Linked DNA regions of Homo sapiens: region 2 is linked to region 1. A link is a loop called in an ENCODE intact Hi-C map of the cell type or tissue named here. Cell type or tissue: dorsolateral prefrontal cortex. All regions are shown on one strand. Each heading gives the region's core, and the rest is flanking DNA. Links, peaks and the distances in the headings are about the cores only.

Evidence for each region. A loop is a pair of places that touch in the nucleus more often than their neighbours do. Peaks named below come from ENCODE experiments on the same cell type or tissue, not always from the same donor. Only the 100,000 strongest peaks of a DNase experiment are listed, where the experiment ranks them.
Region 2: it touches region 1 in a loop (3-fold over the local background); 57 of 110 quality-filtered maps call a loop at or near these places.

Annotation. Positions count from the first base shown.
Region 1 is chr4:88,512,027-88,520,134 of GRCh38, reverse strand. No RefSeq gene overlaps it. Among named protein-coding and RNA genes, the nearest start is that of PIGY, 7.7 kb to the left of the region's middle. In dorsolateral prefrontal cortex, for the core only: CTCF peaks have their summits at 4,095 and 4,304 (motif pointing right); a DNase peak (open chromatin) is centred at 4,324; H3K4me3 peaks cover 540 bases.
Region 2 is chr4:88,043,058-88,048,057 of GRCh38, reverse strand. PKD2 (polycystin 2, transient receptor potential cation channel) reads right to left here. Exons shown (of 15, transcript NM_000297.4): 5 at 4,601-4,825; 6 at 1,188-1,416. Among named protein-coding and RNA genes, the nearest start is that of PKD2, 38 kb to the right of the region's middle. In dorsolateral prefrontal cortex, for the core only: no CTCF peak of the experiment used is centred there; no DNase peak of the experiment used is centred there; H3K27ac peaks cover 1,833 bases.

The DNA of each region.
Region 1 (8,108 bases), core at 1,216-6,215:
AAAGAGTAGGTAATATTGGCACCATTTTACAGATAAGGAAACAAGCACAGAGAGATTAAGTGACTTACCCAAGGTAACATAGCTAATAATTGGATGGAAATGTAAACCATCTAGCCATCTGGCTTCAGTCTTAACTACCAAGCCATGTGCCACTTTATTTTGGGCTATTTGGTCCTTTCTATTTACAAGAAAAACAGAGAAATCAAAATGCTTAGTTTCTAATTCTTATTCAAGATTGGACTAGGTGACCACCCAATCCCCTCCTTTTTTTTTTTTTGAGACAGGGTCTTACTCTGTTGCCCAGGCTGGAGTGCAGTGGCATGGTACGATCATGGCTCACGGCAGCCTCCACCTCCTGAGTTCAAGTGATTCTCCCACCTCAGCCTCCCAAGTAGCTGGGACTACAGTCATGTGCCACCATGCCTGGCTAATTTTTTTTTTGTATTTTTTTGTAGAGATGGGGTTTCACCATGTTGTCCAGGCTGGTCTCAACTCCTGGGCTCAAGCGATCCACCCGCCTCGGCCTCCCAAAGTGCTGGGATTACAGGAGTGAGCCACCGCACCCAGCCAGTACCCTTCTTATTGCTTAAGGCACCGTATGCTTTATTCTAGCACTTAACCTTGTGCTGCAATTGTCTGGTTTTTGTCTCCTGTCTATACAGTAAATGCTGAACATTTTAAATCTAATGTTTAGCACAGAGCAGGCACTAAGTGCCTCCTGAGTGAACACATGGCTCTGAGAAGCCTTATAACTTCAGCCAGTTACTTAGCATTCTGGGCCTCATTTTTAGGGCTAAAAAGTCCTTACCCTTGTTTCATAAAATGGTGAGGATGAAATAAAATTTTACCTGCGAGGGTACTTTGTAAAGAACTAAGTGATACTTCTAGAGACCACGTGAGGAACTTTGTGGACCCATTCACCAGGGAAACAAGCCTAACTAGTGAAAATTATAAACAAAACAACCATTTAAATGGTCTGGAAATTGTCCTAAAGGCATACAGCTCATTAAATGAAGAAACATTCAAGGAAACCTACTGAAACTTAATAAGAACAGCAAGTTTTTGTCATCTGACCCACCAACCACTTGTTTTCTGCTCCCTCTGTTTGGCGATGGCCACTCCAGGAGAGTGTAATCAAGAACACGGGGCTCGCTCTTCCCCCAGCTCCTAGTTGAGGGTTATGGTACCTCCTCGGAGGCATAGGCCATCAGCATAGTAAAGGTAATTATGTAATTATAAAAGACAGTATAAATGCGTGTTTTGTCATTCTTATTTATAGGGCAATTATATAAAAAAACCATGTTTATGCAAGATGCATTGTATTTGGGAGCCTGTAACATATATAACATATTTAGCATTAACATCACAAAGGAAATGGAGGTAAGCAAAGCTGTATTTGCAGTATGAAAATGATACCAGATAGTAACTTGAATTCATAAAAATACATGAAGAGAACCATAAGAGATAAATAATGTAATGAATGCTATAAATATATACTTGCTGTCCTTTTCTCAGTTTAAGATACATCAGATTATATAAAATAATTATAACTAAGTATTGAGTTTGTAACATACAGATGTGATTACATAACAATAGCACAGCAAGAGGAAAAAAGGAATTGAGCACTTGATATGTGGCTAGATAAAAGTAATGCTTCTATATCTTATCGACACTTTTTTGTTGTTGCTGTTGTTTGAGACAGAGTCTCACTCTCACCCAGGCTGGAGTGCAGTGGCACGATCTCTGCTCGCTGCAACCTCCGCCTCCTGGGTTCAAGTGATTCTCCTGTCTCAGCCTCCCCAGTAGCTGGGATTACAGGGGTGCACCACCATGCCTGGCTAATTTTTGTGTTTTTAGTAGAGACGAGGTTTCACCATGTTGGCCAGGCTGGTCCTGAACTCCTGATCTCAAGTGATCCACCCTCCTCTGCCTCCCAAAGTGCTAGAATTACAGGAGTGAGCCACCATGCCCAGCCTCTTATTGACACTTTTATGAACAGATCAGCAGTTTTAAAAGACCTCTTAAGCCTTCATACACTGCTGGTGAGAATATAAAATGTTGCAGCTTCTTTGGAAAACAGCAAGACCACAAAAGGTCAAATGTAGAGTTGCCACATGACGCAGCAATTTTACTCCCAGGTATATACTCAAGAGAAGTGAGAACTTAAGTATTCACGACAGCTTGTATGCAAATGTTCATAGCAGCATCATTTAGGATAGCCAAAAAGTAGAAACAACCCAAACGTCCATAAACTGATGAATAGATAGATAAAATGTGATATGAATATAATGAAATAATATTTGGCAATATAAAGTGATAAAGTACTGATATATGCTAGACTATGGATGAACCTTGCAAACATCATGCTAAGTCATAGAAGCCAGTTACGAAAGGTCACATAGTCTAATTTCATTTATTTGAAATGTCCATAATAGTCAATCTCTACAGACAGACAGTAGATTAGTAGCTGCATAGAGCTGGAGAAGAAGGGGGAGATTGTGCAGTTTTGGCTAAAGGGTACAAGGTTTCTCTTTGGGGTGATAAAAATGTTCTAAAATGGACTATGGTGGCAATTTGGGAGGCCAAGCTGGGAGGATCACTTGAGCCCGGGAGTTCGAGACCAGCCTGGGCAACATAGGGAGACCCTGTCTCTACAAAAAACTAAAAATCTAAAAAAAAAAAAAATTAGCTGGGCATGGTGGTATGTGCCTGTGGTCCCAGCTACTCAGGAGGCTGAGGTGGGAGAATCCAGCCCAGGAGGTCAAGGATGTGGTGAGCCATGATCATGCCACTGCACTCCAGCCTGGGCAACCGAGCAAGACCCTGTCTCAAAAAAAAAAACAAGAAAAACCCCAAACAGAAAAATTGACTATGGTGATGCTTGCACAATTCTGTGAAGATACTAAAAACCATTGAGTTGTACACTATATATGGCTGAGTTACATGCTATGTGAATTATATCTCAATAAAGTTGTTAGAGGAAAATTAAAAAAGCAGTATCTCAGTGTCCAGCCTAAGGCTCAGTGGTTCCAGGTCACTTGCTGGAGGTCAGATGCTGGTTAGAGGCATGGCCAAAAGTGAATGCAGGTCTTACGCCTTCTAAATTTTGTCCACCCATTGTGCTACTTCTAGTGACCCTATGAAATATGACACCCTGTATTGGGAATTCAACAGGTTTCTAGTGTTCCTTCCCAAGCTTCTCACTAGCAAATCATCCTGGCTTCATATCTGTTCACAGGGACACAAGCTGCCCATTACGTACCTCATGCTGCACGCCATGGCTTTGACCCCAACACTTCCATTTGTTACACTGTAAACCCACCATGAGGAACACTGCCTTATTCCTACATTAATGAAACTCTTCCCCACTCCTCCTCCTTCTCAATAATCCGCTGACTTCACAATGCCAGGGGACCTACTGCTTCCTTAGAGACTCTTAACAAGATTCTCTTTTTAAGTGTCCTCAGCTGCATCACTGACAAATCATCTTTAACCACGTTAATGAGATCCTTCCCACCAGCTCTAAATGAGAAATTCCCATCCTGAGGGAGCAAAACCTGGCCTATTGTGACCTACTGTCCTTCTTTATTTGCAGCCAATCCTGCAAAGAAGGGGATTTTTTTTTTTTTTTTTTTTTTTTTTTTTTTTTTTGAGACGTAGTCTCGCTCTGTCGCCCAGGCTGGAGTTCAGCGGCGCAATCTCGGCTCACTGCAAGCTCTGCCTCCTGGGTTCACGCCATTCTCCTTCCTCAGCCTCCTGAGTAGCTGGGACTACAGGCGCCCGCCACCACGCCCGGCCAATTTTTTGTATTTTTTAGTAAAGATGGAGTTTCACCGTGTTAGGCAGGATGGTCTCAATCTCCTGACCTTGTGATCCGCCCGCCTTGGCCTCGCAAAGTGCTGGGATTACAGGCGTGTATTTTTAGTAGAGACGGGGTTTCACCGTGTTAGCCAGGATGGTCTAGATCTCCTGACCTCGTGATCCGCCCGCCTCGGCCTCCCAAAGTGCTGGGATTACAGGCGTGAGCCACCGTGCCCGGCCCAAAGAAGGGGATTTTAAGGAGGCCCCTCTGAACTTGAGACTGCATCTGTAAGATGAAAATTATGATACCTACTTCCAGACCAAGGGAGAGTTTTAAATTAGGTAGAAAATGTAAAACTATCTAGAAGAGCCAAGAGCCACGGTAGATTCTCCCTACTGTGTGTAGTGGTGGAGAAAGCCTGTCCACTATTCCAAGTTTTGTCCCTCTTAGTGAAATGCTCCATTTGGAAGCGAGTGTTGTCTTCCGCATTTGCCACTAGATGGCACTTTTGGTTAACTCATGGGACCACTGGCAATTGATCCCTCAGAAGGAAGCAGAAAGACAAGTGCACTGCTGAAATGCAGAGCTAGGTAGCATCCAGCAGAATGCCATGACAGCCGACGTGAATCCTGAAAAATGAATAGGAATAACCAAGACAGAGGAGGAGGCAGAATTGAAGCGAGGAGGTGAGGAACAGGGAGAGATAGTGGTGCAATGGGAAGAGGGTTCCAGGCAAAAGAAAAAGCATGTGTGAAAACACAGAATAAGAGACTGGGCCCATTCAAGAAACTGAAATAGAATCATGGGCTGCTTAATGATGTTTCCAGTAACAACAGACCACATATACAACGGTAGTCCCATAAGATTATATTAGGAGCTAAAAATTCCTGTTGCCTAGTAGCGTCATAGCTGTCATAATGTTGTAAAGGAATTGCTTTATTTTTAAAATAAATTTAGTGTAGCCTAAGAGTACAGTGTTTATAAAGTCTACAGTGGTGTAATGTCCTAAGCCTTCACATTCATTCACCACTTACTCACTGACTTAGAGCCACTTCCAGTCCTGCAAACTCCATTCATGGTAAGTACCATTTTTTATCTTTTATATCATATTTTTACTGTACCTTTTCTATTTTTAGATATACAAATATTGACCATTGTGTTACAATTGCCTACAGTGTTCAGAACAGTACACATGCTGTACAGGTTTGTAGCATTGTGCAAACATCACAGAGTGTACTTACAAACACAGCGCGTAAGTATACTCTGTGATGTTTGCACAATAAGAAAATCGCCCAAACAGTGGGAGATGAGGCTGGAACTGTACACAGGGCACATCAAGAGGGATTCGGGAGCTGTAATAATAGTCAGTGTCAGTGAAATCGGAATTTATTACCTGACTTTTAAATTGTTTGGATTTGTGCAGCTGATAAACACTATGGCTCTTTTTCCCATAAAAAAGGAAAAAGAAAAAAAAGCACGTGCAGCATTCCAGAGGGTTTGTATGTTACAGATCCCTGCTGTGGCAAGTGTTCATACTTACAGTACAGTAAACACTTGTCACATGTAGATATTGAGTACTAGAAATGTGACTAATGTGACTGAGAATCTTTTACATTTATTGAATTTTTATTAAAGAGCCAATATAGGATGGCACAGTTCTAGACTGTTTTTCCCACTGCTGCCAATGAATGTGTTTACTTTTCAAAATTCTTCAAAGACAAAGCCTTACCTACAGAGGAGTCCAACTTATTGGATAGTGCAGATACAGATTTCCAGCTTCACAGGAAGCTCTGTTGGGCAGTGTTGGTCTAGATACAAGGAGAATGTTGAGAGGCTAATAAAGTGATGGGACAAGAGATTTTTTTTTTTTTTTTTTTTGAGACTGAGTCTTGCTCTCTCGCCCAGGCTGGAGTGCAATGGCACAATCTCAGCTCACTGCAACCTCCACCTCTCGAGTTCAAGCAATTCTCCTGCCTCAGCCTCCCGAGTAGCTGGGATTACAGGCACCTGCCACCGTACCCAGCTAATTATTGTATTTTTGGTAGACAGGGTTTCACCATGTTGGCCACGCTGGTCTCGAACTCCTGACCTCGGGTGACCCACCTGCCTCGACCTCCCAAAGTGCTGGGATTACAGGTGTGAGCCACTGCACCCAGCCAGTAGATGATGATCTTGAGCTTAGTGCACTGGCAGTAGTGGGGTTACAGAGATGTTAAAACTAAAATTATTAGAACTTGACTTGCATGTGGAATGTGGTAAAAGAGAGGGAGAAATGGAAGATAACTGTAGGCTTCTTCTTGAAGATATTGGTGGGATCACTCCAAGCTGTGAAATATGGAAAAACATTTTTGGAATAAAAAATGACAACTTTCTCCTTGCAAATGTTCAGATTACAGAGCCAAGGGGCATGCAGGTAGTGACATAGACTATATAGAAAAATGGCTATCGTGCTGGAATATATGAATTCCTTTAGGTCAGAGGTATAGCTCCAGGTATCACAGGTAGACCTCATCTATCAGCTTAAAGAGGAGACACGTTAGCCGCGGGCCCAGTAATAACTGAAGCCAGAGACTTGATCAGGAGTCCAGGGGTTGGGGGTGTAAGGATACAAAGGAAATGGAAAATAAGTCAAGAAAAGGAGAGCAACAGTCTCGTTTCAAGGAGAAAGTAGTCAACAGTTTCAAATGCAGTAGAAATGATTTAAGATGGAAATAACAAGTTTCTGTTGATTTTTACAACAAAAAAAGTCATCTGTGACATTTACTGGAGCAGTCTGAGTGGGAGAAGTGGGGGACTGGAGGGCAGATCACAGTGTCATGGAGAGATTAAGGCAGGAATTTCCTAATTGCAGATTTTTAGGAAAAAGAACAGGAAGAAGGAAAAGGGGGATTATATAATGAAGAGGAAAATTCTAAAATGTATTATCTTAATGGCAGAAATGTGGATATGGAAGAGCCTGTGGTGAAGCAATTGAAGATTAGAAGATACAGGAAAGCTGGCTGGGCATAGTGGCTCACGCCTGTAATCCCAGCACTTTGGGAGGCCAAGGTTGGTGGATCACCTGAGGCCAGGAGTTGAGACCAGCTTGGGCAACATGGCCAAACACTGTCTCTACCAAAAATATAAAAATTAGCTGGGTGTGGTGTGCATGCCTGTAATTCCAGCTACTTGGGAGGCTGAGGCATGAGAATCGCTTGAACCCAGGAAGCAGAGGTTGTGGGGAGGCAGAGGTTGTGGTGAGCCAGCATCGCACTACTGCATTCCAGCCTGGGCAATAGAGCGAGGCTCTGTCTCAAAAAAAAAAAAACAAAAACAAAAAAACCAAAACAAAACAAAAAAACAAAGATATAGGAAAGCATGGAGAAATGATGGAGGTCTTGGAGGCGGAAAGGAATGCAATCAGACACCTCTCCTCAGAGACAGGGAGGGAGAAAGAAACAAAGGGTGATAGAAGTGGGTTTATAGATGGCTAACAAGTAGGAAATTCCAGGCCTGGCGCGGTGGCTCACCCCTGTAATCCCAGCACTTTGGGAGGCCAAGGTGGGTGGATCACGAGGTCTGGAGATCAAGACCACCCTGGCTAACACGGTGAAACCCCATCTCTACTAAAAATAAAAAAAATTAGCCGGGCGTGGTGGCACGTGCCTGTAGTCCCAGCTACTCGGGAGGCTGAGGCAGGAGAATCGCTTGAACCCAGGAGGCAGAGGTTGCAGTGAGCTGAGATCGCGCCACTGCATTCCAGCCTGGGCAACGGAGTGAAACTCCATCTAAAAAAAAAAAAAAGAGTAGGAAATTCCAGAGGTAGACCCCACTCTATCAAGTTAGGTCTAATGGGTGGACATCACACACCAGGTACAACTATTGCTCTTTCTTCTATAACAAACATAATTTAGCACACATTTAAAAATATATATTAAATAAGATAGATTTTATTTTATCCCATTTTCTCTCTGCTTGAGAATATAAATACCACTTCATAACAGAGGAAAACATTTACTCACTGGTGTTGAATTTGTATCTTGTCTTATTATTAATTTGTTTTATTGTGTTAGCAAATGAAAGACACTGTTCATTTTCTACCTATTGTGAGCTATCCTTCAAATACTTTCAGGTTGCATGTTTTATAGGTTGGCCTTGAATATCTTATTTTATTAATCATAATTGGACTCTTGTACCCTCTTAACAGACCATTGTCTTTAACCAGTTTCAAAAACTTGTTCCTCTCTTGTTTCTCCTGCGCCGTAAGCATCTCTTACAAAACTATGAGCCAAGGTAACTCCTTAAAAAGTCATCCTTGTGACTTAGG
Region 2 (5,000 bases), core at 1-5,000, 470 kb after region 1:
TTACCTGTTATTGCTGAAGGGAGAAAAGCTTGTAAAAATTCTTTTATACACTGAAACCACAGGAAGGAAGTGACGGATGCTTAATTAAGTGATAAGGATGAAGGGAAAACATCTTGAAAAAAATCTTAGAAGTTATAATAGAGTCAAGAGCAGACACAGAATTTACATGGTGTCATGGTCTTGATTATGACTCTGCCTTTGATTTATTTTTTATTTTTATTTTTTAGAGATGGGGTCTCACTATGTTGCCCAGGCTGGTATCAAACTCCTGATCTCAAGTGATCCTCCCACCTCAGTTCCCTAAAGTGCAGGGATTATAGGTATGAGCCACTGTGCATGGCCTGCCTTTGATTTCTTATACCTCATACAGAAAACTTTGATGAATATAACTTACATTTGTACTCTGCAGACTATTTGCAGAAAATTTTAAACTGCAGAAAGTTTTCTCTGCCGCACAAAATATTTTCAGGATGATTTTTCTTTTTTCTTTTCTTTTTGAGGCAAGGTCTCACTCTGTCACCCAGGCTGCAGTGCAGTGGTGCATTTATAGCTCACTGCAGCCTCAGCCTCCTGGGCTCAAATGATCCTCCCACTTCGGCCTCTGGAATAGCTGAGACTACAGGTGTGTGCCACCATGCCTGACTAATTAAATTTTTTTTTTTTTGTAAAGACAGGGTCTCACTATGTTACCCTGGCTGGGCTTGAACTCTGGGGCTTAAGTGATCCTCCTGCCTTGGCCTCCCCAAGTGCTGGGATTACAGGCATGAGCTACCACACCTGGCCGACAAGTTTTTTTATTGCTGTAACTTCACACATGTGCAGGAAAATATAAATTGATTTTTACCAGCAGTTGAAGAAAAATATCATTAGTGGAAAAAAAAACAAAGAAAAAAAACTGTTTTCTCCTCCACATCTCATACGGCATACTAAAGCCAAATATGAATTACTGAGATACTCTTGTTATTAGCGTGGCTGAGAGCATACTGTAAATACCTCTCCACTTCATACTCAGCAAAGTTACTCATGCAAAATGAGAAAATAATTAGTAACAGAAGTTGATATAATTGAGGGGGACTTTTAGATTCTTTTTTGGGAATATCAAGATCCACAATGCTGAGGAGATCAAAGACTCTAGTTAACATGCTTGTAGAATAGAATAGGAAATTTGGTGTTGTTCTCAAACCTACCACAACGATCACAACATCCAGACAATTCCAGAAACTCCTGAAATAGTGTAGTTTGTGAATGCGAATTTCCAATATCTCTTCCACCACATAGTAAAAGATAAAGAAACAAAAGATAATCTCACAGGCTGCCAGGAAGAAATCAAAAGTTGTGACATATCGGATCAGCTTTAAAGGCTGAAATTGCCAAGATGGAATCACACCACCTGTTGCTGGGAATTCAACCAATAACCTGCATGTAAATAAGAACAATTAAAACAATAACAACAACAACACATGAATACAGCCAGGAATGGATGTCCATCTGTTCTGTTCATGCATTACAAGGTAATGAAACTGCTACCATGAGTCCCCCCAAACTAGCGGCAAAACATTTTTATCATAGCTAATAATTCCATACTTGGAGAATTTTGTGCCATCAAAGGAATAAGACTTCCTGAGGTCTTTCAGTCCCAAAGGAGTACTTCCTGCTCAGTCTTCCCTACACTTTTCTATATTTACGCTGCTCAACATGCCATATACTTTTAATGTAAAAGTAAATCAACACACAAACTTTTCTAGGACTTCTGTTATTATTTTTTTAAGAGACAGGGACTCGCTTTGTTGCCCAGGCTGGAGTGCAGTGTTGCAATCATAGCTCACTGCTGCCTCAAATTCCAGGGCTCAAGGGATTCTCCTGCCTTAGCCTCCTGAGTAGCTGGGAATGTAAGTGTGCAGCACCATGCCCAACTAATTTTTTTTTTTTTGGCAGAGACTGAGTCTTGCCCTTTTGCCCAGGTTGGTCTCAAACTCCTGGGCTCAAATGATCCTCCTGCCTGGGCCTTTCAGAGTGCTGGAATTACAGGAAGGAGCCACCATGCCTGGCCCTAGGACTTCTATTAAATTCAAGTCCTTCTACTAGGCAACATGAAGAATATAAAGAAATATAAACCATCCACTCAAAACATGTGTAATCTGGTTGAGAAGTAGGATATATTTTGTACATATATAAAGATAGGAACTGAGTCATTCATTCATTATGTAACACCTAAATAGCATCAAATAGTTTGTCCTCCAGGGTAGTTTTCTCTCTTCTTCCCAGAGCCTTATAGTTAATAGGTGGGTACTCAATAGATGTCTGATTGTCTAAAACATACACTATTTTACATCCATACTGATGGCTCTGATCTTTACTGCTTTACCATAACTGGACTGAGGGTTTTTTTCTTGTCAAATGCCCATTTTGTAGGTGTCACACTGAGAAAGCTGGGTGATTCAGTTAATGATACAGACTTCTTTTCTAACTAGAAATAGAATCTCTAGCTGCTTCATTTTGAGACATTTAAAAGCCCTTTAGTCAGCTACTAGCCATCACTATCTCTGCCATTACAGGACAGGTAGCCGCACCTGGAACCTGAGCATACAGGACACATGCATGAGCAATAATCAAGTAAAAACAGGACTATGGTAAATTAGAACTGGTCAGAGAAGTGTGAAAATTTTCCTTCCTTTTCATTGTCAGTTCTCCTGTTCTTTCTTTCCTATTTGATGTGTTAGAGAGTAGGGGTGAGAATCAAAAACTCAGGAGAGCAACTCTGAAGCCAAGAGCCTTGTATGTGACAGCTTCATTGGGAACTCAAAAGGGAAGGAAGTGGCCTTCAAGTGTCAAGTCATTTCTCTGGCCCATTCTGGCCCTGCAGTAGTCAACCACTTCCAGAAACTTAGAAAAACAGTATAGAGAAATGAAGCAGTTGTCTTAACAATGTTCATCCTTAAAGTAAGGGAGGAAGCAGAAGAAATACTCAAGACCTTCTATAAATAGAATTTACTAAAATATCAGAGTTGCCTCTCTGTTTTTATTCTCTTCCTTTTTATTCTTTTCTTTTTATCTGCACTGGAATAATTAGGAAAAACTCAATAATACTGCAATAGATTTTCATTCATTTCTAGTGATAACTACTACTGGACTACTGGTTGAGTATTTCTTTTCTTTCTTTCTTTTTTTTTGGCCACTGTGAGCAAGGACAGCTTGAGTATTTCTAATGTGAAAATCTGAAATATAAAATGCTTCAAAATCCCAAACTTTCTGAGCACCGCCATGAACGCACAAGTGGAAAATTCCACACCCGACTTCATGTGACAGGTCATTGTCAACATGCTGGCACACAACAGTTGATTCAACATCCCTAAGGGAAAAATAAAATTTCCTTCAGGCTATGTGCATTAAGTTTCATTTATGAAACATAAATGAATTTTGTGTTTAGACTTGGGTCCCATCCCCAAGATATCTCATTATATATATGCAGACATTCCAAAACCTGAAAAATTTCTTAAATCTCAAACATTCTGGTCTTAAGCATTTTGGATAAGGGATAATCTATAATTGATTTAATGTGGTACTATTTTCTGCAAATGTTGTTAAATACAAGGACTGGGACAATCCAACAAGCCACATAAAGCAGAATTGAACTTAACCTCAAGAATGATGACAAAGACTATTATGAGAATAAACACTTCTTATCTTATGTGTAAATATACATGCAATAATCCATGTTAGTGATGTTTGGGTGTTGCTGACATGCTCACCAGGAAGATTAAAGTGGGTGAACTCTGACTTCCTCTTGCTCTGCTTTTTCTTTCTTTTTAATAGTACCTATTACCTTCTAATATACTATACTATTTATTTGTATTGTTTAATGTTTATTCTCTAGTCTCCTCCTGGTTGGATGCAAGCTCTGCCAAGGTGCGGATCTTTATTTTGTTTGCTGACATGTCCCAAGAGCCGAGAACAATGCCTAGCCCATATTAAGTGTCCAATGAATGTTTGCTGAATAAATGAATGAAGAAGAGTCCCAGACAAGCCAGTGGAATCTTTGTCATTTTTGTTACTATCTCACAGAGGGGTCATCATGGCAACATCCCAGGATCTGTGGAAGGAACTTTACGTGCCTTTGGTAGCCCTGAGCACGAGCAGGTAACCTGGGTATCCTACTGAGCATCCTACAAGCACTCCGGTTACTGTGCTTGTGTGCTAATAGCAGAGGCTCATCTGAGAGTGAGAAACTCCAGGAAATGAGTCAAGATTTGATGGCCGGGGGACTTGGTGATGGAACATGTGGCACTAACCATCCTTATAATGGGTAAAGACAGATGTTAGAAAAACACAATACTTTTTCTGGAAAGGTTCCAGCATTGAGATGAACTTGGACCAGAGTTATGGTTCTTTCCAACTCGTAATATTCTAGGATCCCAACTCCCTTCCTCAAATATCCTTTATTTCGGTAAGCCTTCAGTTTTTACCCCTCCCTTGCTATCCGTCTGGGTCCTTGGCATCCTCATGTAGCTAACTGCAGGCAAAGGTTTTTCTGGCTAACCCCAGAATAGGATGTATGTACAACCACACAGAAATAGGAGGGATGCATGTCCTCAGTACACACCTGACCACACAGAACAGGTTAATGTTGGCGTTGTACACTGAGAAGTCAATAAAAGTTGCCCTGGTTCCTCGGTCCAGCCAGACATTTTTCTTGAGGCTAGCAACTTGTGCAGCTGTTTCCTCTCTTGTTCTTGACAAATCCAGATAATAGCCAGCTCCACTATAAGTTGCAATGATTCCCCAGTGGCTACTACCATTCAAGTCTTTTTCACTTGTGTAGATCCAACTGATTAAAAACAAAACCAAAAAACAAACAGTTACAATCAGTGGAACACTTGAGGCAATTACAAGGACAGCTGGTTCCTTGTAAAATAAAGTATGTATTAAGGCCTATCAAGCTGGGTACTGTGCCTGACCTGGCAGTTCATGTTTTCTTGGTTAATTCTCATACTGTTATTAGC